Regions from separate parts of the Homo sapiens genome. Here all the other regions are linked to region 1. Evidence: chromatin loops called from intact Hi-C (ENCODE). Cell type or tissue: mammary epithelial cell. All regions are shown on one strand.

What was found. A loop is a pair of places that touch in the nucleus more often than their neighbours do. Peaks named below come from ENCODE experiments on the same cell type or tissue, not always from the same donor. Only the 100,000 strongest peaks of a DNase experiment are listed, where the experiment ranks them.
Region 2: it touches region 1 in a loop (14-fold over the local background); 9 of 110 quality-filtered maps call a loop at or near these places.
Region 3: a loop joins it to region 1, with 8 times the contacts of the local background. A loop is called at or near these places in 15 of 110 quality-filtered maps.

Annotation. Positions count from the first base shown.
Region 1 is chr5:42,655,809-42,658,308 of GRCh38, reverse strand. The region is part of intron 3 of GHR (growth hormone receptor); the gene reads right to left. Among named protein-coding and RNA genes, the nearest start is that of CCDC152, 100 kb to the left of the region's middle. In mammary epithelial cell, a CTCF peak has its summit at 1,455 (motif pointing right); no DNase peak of the experiment used is centred here; H3K4me3 peaks cover 249 bases; H3K27ac peaks cover 992 bases.
Region 2 is chr5:41,863,312-41,865,811 of GRCh38, reverse strand. All of the region lies in intron 1 of OXCT1 (3-oxoacid CoA-transferase 1), which reads left to right. It overlaps LOC102723752 (a long non-coding RNA gene), which reads right to left. Exons shown (of 3, transcript XR_925956.4): 1 at 1-2,500. Among named protein-coding and RNA genes, the nearest start is that of OXCT1-AS1, 5.5 kb to the left of the region's middle. In mammary epithelial cell, no CTCF peak of the experiment used is centred here; no DNase peak of the experiment used is centred here.
Region 3 is chr5:42,582,219-42,584,718 of GRCh38, reverse strand. The region is part of intron 2 of GHR (growth hormone receptor); the gene reads right to left. Among named protein-coding and RNA genes, the nearest start is that of GHR, 160 kb to the right of the region's middle. In mammary epithelial cell, a CTCF peak has its summit at 1,267 (motif pointing right); a DNase peak (open chromatin) is centred at 1,218.

The DNA of each region.
Region 1 (2,500 bases):
TGAATCCAGATTTTTCCCACTTCAAAGTTTTCTTCCCATAGGTAGCACTGCCCACTGCCTCTTTCAGTTTTATTTGGATTTTCTTTTTATGGTAAGGTTGCTTTTTTTTGGCATTAGGTTCAGAAACTTATCGGTTTCTATGAGCTGTTAGATAGCTAGTAATAATTAAGAGTCCTGTACTTGATTTGAGATAGTTTTGTACTTCCTCTTTTACCCTAATTTATATGAACAAACAGAAAAGCATCTTTATTATCAGAAATATCTGAATTCCCTAAGCAATAATGCCACATCCCCTCATAAAAAATGAGAAACTAAAGACAAGTCCTGATTCTGAAAAGTTTTCAGCCTGGTTGGGAAAATAAGACTTATACCTATGAAATAAGCTGAAAATAAAACATTTTAGGACCACCTACTCAGAAGAATACCCAGCTACTATTAGGTGGGAGGATCACTTGAGCTCAGGAGTTTGAGGCCAGCCTGGCCAACAAGCAAGACTCCACTATAAAAGCAAGAAAAAGGAACATTTTAGGATATACTGGAGTAGCTATATAAAACTTCATAAGGAAAGGGAAACACCAGTATGTTACTGTAGACTTATAGTACTTCATAGAGAAGTTACAGTAGGAAATAGAGTGACAAAAAAGGGATAGAGATTAGGAAGTTGATTATAACAGGTATTATACTTCTAAATTCCCATTATGAGTGAAGAGAAGAGGTCAGGTGCATATTGGCAAGTATCTACTTATCCACTAGTGGACAATATCCCATTGGACAACTCTCAAGAATAAAAGGAATAAAATCATGGTCCACATTTTCCTCTCTCTCTTTCTAGCCAGGATCTCTGCTTACTTCTAACCATCACCAAAGGATAGATGGCCACTTAGAAGAACTAGAGAAGCCGTATTCATTTCTGGCATTAAAAAGGACTCTAAAAACACTACTTTGGCAGAGAAAATCATTTATATGTAGACACAGACTCTTAGAGCTAGAAGAGACCTTAACAGTCACCTGGACCTACCATTTCATTTTAGATATGAAGAAAATGATGCCTCCAAGAGAGAAATAAATTGCCCATGGTCACACTACTGGTAAGAATCCATGCTGTGTTTTGCTGCCTCCATGAGGAAAAAATCATGGTCACTAAACTGAGATGATCTCTTAATGATTACTCTTATATATTTACTTCATATCCACCAACTGCTAAGCCCCTACCCAGTTTCCAAATGTCACATTTATAGAAAATGAACGAAGGTTGATCCTGAGCCCTAGATTCTATGACACAAGATTAAGACCATGTTCAGGGTTACAGTGATAAGAAAGGTCCCTGACTAGGCATTTTGTAAACTTATAAGAAACCAGAAAAAAAGAATCATTTTGAGTACTGATATTCAACTACATAATGGGCTCAAAATTCCTTGTATAATCAACATACTTTATTACACTAGATGGCAGCAAATAAGTAGCTAGATATATAGTCAGTTAATCAGGAAATGGAAAACAAAATGAAACTACACAGAGATTGGGTCTAAATTTGCTGGAATAAAGTAAATGTCCATGAGCATTAAGCTCTTGCATGCTCCAAAACATTCTTGAAGAAGGCATGATTGTATATATTTTTTAAATCAAGCTTCCTCCTTACACATAGTAGGGTGCTAAACAATGTGGTGAATTGCTGCAACTTTGAATTGTATAACTGCTGATTCCTCGCCAGGTAGGGCAATACAATATATATTTTCAAGATTTTTTTCTCTGGCCATCAGAGGCAGCATAATAATAGAGAATGGGGGATGGACAGGAGTGCAAAGATAGGCTTTAGAGGTGATGTTGCAAGATACGACATCAGGATTCACAGGACAGAAAAGAACATTAACAAGAGCTGGCTGTGAATATTGGCAAACAGGTATTTGAAATTAAATAAAAATAGAGGCTACAGTTTACTGTCTTCAAAATGGACCATGCAAGACAATCCACTGGGTAATGAGAAGATACTAAAATGTTTATTTATATGTGTTGTTTATATAAAATAGGAAACAAATGAAAGTTTTCTAATATTGAGCATGTAAGAGTTGCATAAAGCCTTCAGTCAGCCTGTGTCTGAGTCACATGTTGCATTTGCTATGAGAGGAATTTTGCAGGAAGAGTGGGAGTGTTACCGTTCAGAGGGGTTGTTTGTAGTATCTTTAGTTACCTCTTCATGTAACATGTTAGAACATGTTTTTTGCAGGTTCTGTATGACTGATTTTGTGGATAGATTATACTGATTTAAAATTGATTTAACTAATAATTGTATAACAAATAAGTGAGTTAAAAAGATTCATGTAAAGAAACTTCATACTGAAGGTAAAACTAATTATGCAAGCCCAAATCAACAATAAGAAAATGGCTGGGCTAATACTTTTCTTAACCCTAGAATAAGCTTTCATCAACTCTAACCAAATCTGATAAGCTGTCTTCCAAAATAGGAAATTATCCCAAAGACTATTTGAAATAAAGATCTACT
Region 2 (2,500 bases), 790 kb after region 1:
TTCTGTATATAACATCATTTGATCCTTACTACATTCCTAGAAAACAATTATCATCTTTTTGTAAACTTAAAATACCTTCTCCCCCCATGAAAAAGAGATGCAGTGGTTAAGTAATTTTCCTAGATTCATACAACTGTGGCAGAATTGGAATTTGAAGCAAGGGTATTTTTTGATCCCAAGAGCATGATCTATTATGGCACACTATCTCCTAAACTAGATGTTGGGTTTCTTAGGATACAATCTGTTGTAGTATAAGTTGACCTGTTAGTAAATAGATATCAAATGTCAACAAATATTGTTAACTGAATATATGAATAATGAAAAAAACAAGTACCTGCAGGTTCTTCATTGTCTTGAGCCCTTCTCAGATTACCTGGAAAACATCTTCACTTTATGCTTTTAACTTTTGATTATCTGGGTAAACATGTCTTCCCTAAAATACTTTTGAAGTATATTTTTTTGCAGAGAGTGTGGCAAGCTCTTTGGTAATTTCTAACTGTAGTGAAAACTATCAGATGAAACAAAAAAATAGAATTCTTGACAAGCCTGTAGTTATATGCTTTTATTTGTGGGCAGGGGAGAGGTAGTGAGGGTTAATGGGTACCAAAAATTAGAAAGAATGAATAAGACCTTCTGTTTGATAGCACAATAGGGTGACTATAGTCAATAGCAACTTAATTGTACATTTAAAAATAGCTTCAAGTGTATTCGGATTGTAACTCAAAGGATAAATGCTTGAGGGAATGGATACCTTAATGTAAAAAGCCTCTATAGGTATATAGGGGAAATGAGTTTTCTTCCAACTTCCTCTCTATGTGGGATTTGTGTTTCTCAGCATATTGAAATAGTTAGGGTGATCTTACTGCACAGACTGTTGAGCTGTGGATGAACTCTTTAATTTTCTTCCCCTTCCAGCTATAAGGGCCTGACTCTTCACTTTTGGGTGGAGGTAATGACAGCAGAGTTATACAGGAAGAAATAGAACACTCACAAAGATTTATTTTATATCAAAAAATGAGAAGTGGAGTATGAGAGGTTTCAAAAAACATGGAGAGAAGCATATTGTAGTAGAAAGGCCCTGAGGTAGAAGGCCAAATAAAACCTTGGATCTGGTCTTGCTTTAATACAGTTTTGGGTAAAGTACAAGATCCTTCTAAGCTTCAAAAATTTGACCTGTGAAATGAATTGGTTGGATTAGATATATGCACTTTTTAAGTGTGTCTAGGAGATATCCTCAACTTTATCTTACGATCCTTCTGTTGGCCTGTTTATTCAGGCTATCACACTTGTAATTTCTAATATATTAAAAAATATATGTTTAAAACAGAAGCAGATGAATAGAAAAGAGGGAAAACTCTTTGTGGCTCAAGCCCTTTCTGTCTCTGCCTAGACTTATTTCTCAGGGTTTGAGCAGTGTGCTGGCATATTTTTAGGGGAAGAAAAGAATGATGGATATTTATGCTGTCACCTTGACCACTTCAGGTTGTGTCTGTCTGGGAGACTGTTAGGCAGTGGATGTGAGCTCATAACTGGCATGTTAAGGTAGCAGTATATCAGGATTCAGATGTTATTCTTTCTTTTTAGCCTGGCTGTATAGTGAGAATAAAGGAGAGGTGATATTGAGTATGAATGATTGCTACAGAATCTGCTTTCTTGTTTTCTTTTGTGCATAGTGTGGATGAAGTAGGGGAAAGGGAAAAGTTTACAACTGATTGCTCATGAATATTCACTAGGTGACTCATTTGGGACCAAATAGTACACAGTGGTAAGGCTAGACTTACCTTCCTTGTAGATAATGGTTTGTTCCTTTTATGTAGCCTCCATAAACCTTAAGCCCCATAGGAGGATGAGTTGTTTTGTAAGGTGTTTTTGTCCCTCTAGGAGGCATTCTTTGACATTTAAGATTGAACCTGGGGCCCAACTCTGTAGGTATGTGTTTTGTTCATATTGGCTTTAATTTCTTAGAGAGCAGTGCTCATGTCTTAATACTTAACTGTGTTGGAATAAATAGTACAGGACTTGACACATGGTGGGTTTACAGTAAATACTTGTTGATTAATGGAAGATTGGGTTACCAGAAACTGATGCTTGATGACACCATTGCTATGAATTTGAATTCCAGTATATGGACTTTTCTTTCTACTTTCATTCTTTTGGGTGGCCACAAATGATGGAGTTAGAACTTTCCCTTATGTAATAGAAGACATCTGTTACAAGGGGACTTCAGTGATAATCTGTGGATAAAATATCCATCCTACTTTTAAGTATGAGTCACTTAAAGCGCCAGGCTTTTGAAGAGGGGGATAGTATCACAGACAGAAAGGTGAAATGGTGGTTATGGAGGCTGGGGGTGAGGGGTTGGTGAGATGTTGGTCAAAGGATACATAATTTTATTTAGGAGGAATAAATTCAAGAGATCTGCGGAACACCATGGCGACTATGGTTAATAATATATTTTATACTAGAAAATTGCTTAGAGATTTTTAAGTGTTTTTACCAT
Region 3 (2,500 bases), 74 kb after region 1:
AAGAAAAGAAAAATCAGCCAAATGAAATCTTAGATTGTTTATGATACTTAAGGAAAAATATATTTATAACACATCACTTACCATGATATTAACAATCAAGGATAAAATTATGAAAAACCACTACACAAAAAGGGTTAATAATTGTGCAGAATGCTGTGGGGGAAGACACACACATACACAAAACACACACACGGTTTATGTCGGTGTTTGGAGTACGAGTTCTGCCCTATTGGTTAACATAGATAACTATTTAGTTTCTTCAAAGCTTGAGGGAGTATACGGCATCTGCCCTGTGAAATCTAGTCTCAACTTTGCATCAGTGCTGTGGCTTTTGCTGTCTTTTCCTCCCACCCAAACTTACCTGCATTCCTGCCATGTTCCTCTGCTAAAAGGAGTAATTGGAGATTATGCAGAGACACACTGATTATTAAACATTCATTTAAAAAAAAGCTGAATGACTTTTGCTATAAATTTAGTACCTCGAGCCTTAATAACATTTACCATGCAAGTTATTATTTATTACTTCACGGAAGACTAAATAATCACTAAACACCAAAGAAGCACATTAAAAAAAATACATAAGGGTTTTCCATCAGCCAGACCTGAGTTCTAGTGCTAGCTTTTCCACTTGCTTTGTGACATACTACAATCTTCTTAAACTCTCTTAACTTCAGTGTCTCCTGGAAAAAAGAAGACTACTAACGGACCGCAAAGAGACTTGGAGGAACAGTAGGAGAACACAGTGTCCTTTACATTGTCAATTTTCAGTTCATGTGAATTCCTTTCACCTGGTGACTGGAAGCTTCTAAACTGTAAGAATTTATATATATATATATATATCTTTATTTAAAGATATATATATCTTTATTTTTTGCAAGATTTGGAAAATTCAAAGGTTAGGGAAGGCAGGAAAGAACCACCTTCTTTTGCAAGAAGAAGAATTTGGGTAAATGACAAAAGAAGAAAATGAGGGACAAAGAAACAAAAATATCCCAAGGGTAATGTTTTCCAGGTAGATTTTTGAAACCTTTAAAAAGCCCTTGAATAAATGCCAGGGTCTTTACAAAGTTCTGCTCTAAATGTAACTTGTGTGCAAATAGTGTCCAAACAGCTGGAGGCCATCCTAACGATTTCTGGCATAGCTGTAGTCTGTAGACATCATGCTGGGGACCTGCGCTGACTTGTGTGAACTGGCCAGCTCAAACTGGTCACTTTCCTGCTGTTCCCAGTTAAATATTTTGCTGCTTGTCAGCACTTCCACTAGAGGGCAGCAGGTGGAAAGAAGATGTCAAAATAGATTAATGCCGATGTTTGGCAATAGCAATTGTCAAGGTGGAACGCAAAGTAATGGGGGTGCAAGGGCCTAGTTGACTGAATGGAAAAGGTAAGATCTTGAGTAATTAGTGGGTTTCCATTTCTAAGTGAAGACAGAAATGGGAGAGGAGAAGGAGTTTAATGTCAGTAGAAAGCTGAAGCAAGGCTTCCCAAACTGGTTAATCTTCAGACTCATGTTTGGAGGTTTAGTCAAACAAACAAGCACACCTAACACAGAAAACACTCCAGAGCATCATTCTGTTGCAGGATTCTTCAGGTCTTGCTTTTCCAGCTGGAAACTTTTGTGTTTCCTTTTTGTGGCTGGTGGCACATTTGCCCAAGTTTTGCTCGGGCCCAATGGGCTTGTTCTGCCAACGGCCTGGTAGGCTATGCTCGGGTTGCGCTACCAGCCTGGACCCCATGCCTGCCAAGGGCAAGCCAGGCGTGGAGCAATGAGGGATACGTGAGTGGGTAAGCATGGGGTTCAGCCACTGTGTACAGCCAGGTACACCAGCTGCCGTGGTGGGGTGAGCAGCTCCAGGCACCAGCACAGGCACCAGCTCCATGCAAGCCTGCGGCTGCATCTGATGTACGCAAATGGCTTCCACCGTGGGCAACTGCATCTGGACGAGGGGAATGTGGTGACGCCTGGGAGCATGGAGATGACAGAAACCGCAGAGCCCCCAAAGAGGGTGTCACACAGGTCTGGGCTCCCCAAAGGGCTGTAGCTCTTCTGTTCTTGTCACCTACAATGTGGTGGGCAGGGAAGGCATGTCTCAGCCCTGTTCGTGTTACAGCTCTTTCAGTCCTGCTATTAAGTGGGTCCTGAGTTCTTGTCCCACATCCAGGAAGAATGAGATACACAGACAACTGGAAGGTGAGCAAGGTGAAGAAATACTTTACTGAGTGACAGTACAGTTCTCAGGAGACCTGAAGTGGGTAGCTCTTATCCATAGGCAGGTCATCCCGACATCTGCCCGAGTTTGGATAAGTCCAGGGATTTTATGAGATCAGAAGGGAGGAAGGGTGTGCTTATTGGTCCATGGGTGGCTATGGGAAGGCCTGGATAAAGCACCATAAGTTCTCACTCCCAGCCAAGGACTCCACCTGGAACTGATAGCTCAGCCACAAGGCTTCCGGCCATCCCTGGCTTGAAGGTGGAGCTTCACTGGGGACTGGCCTCTTT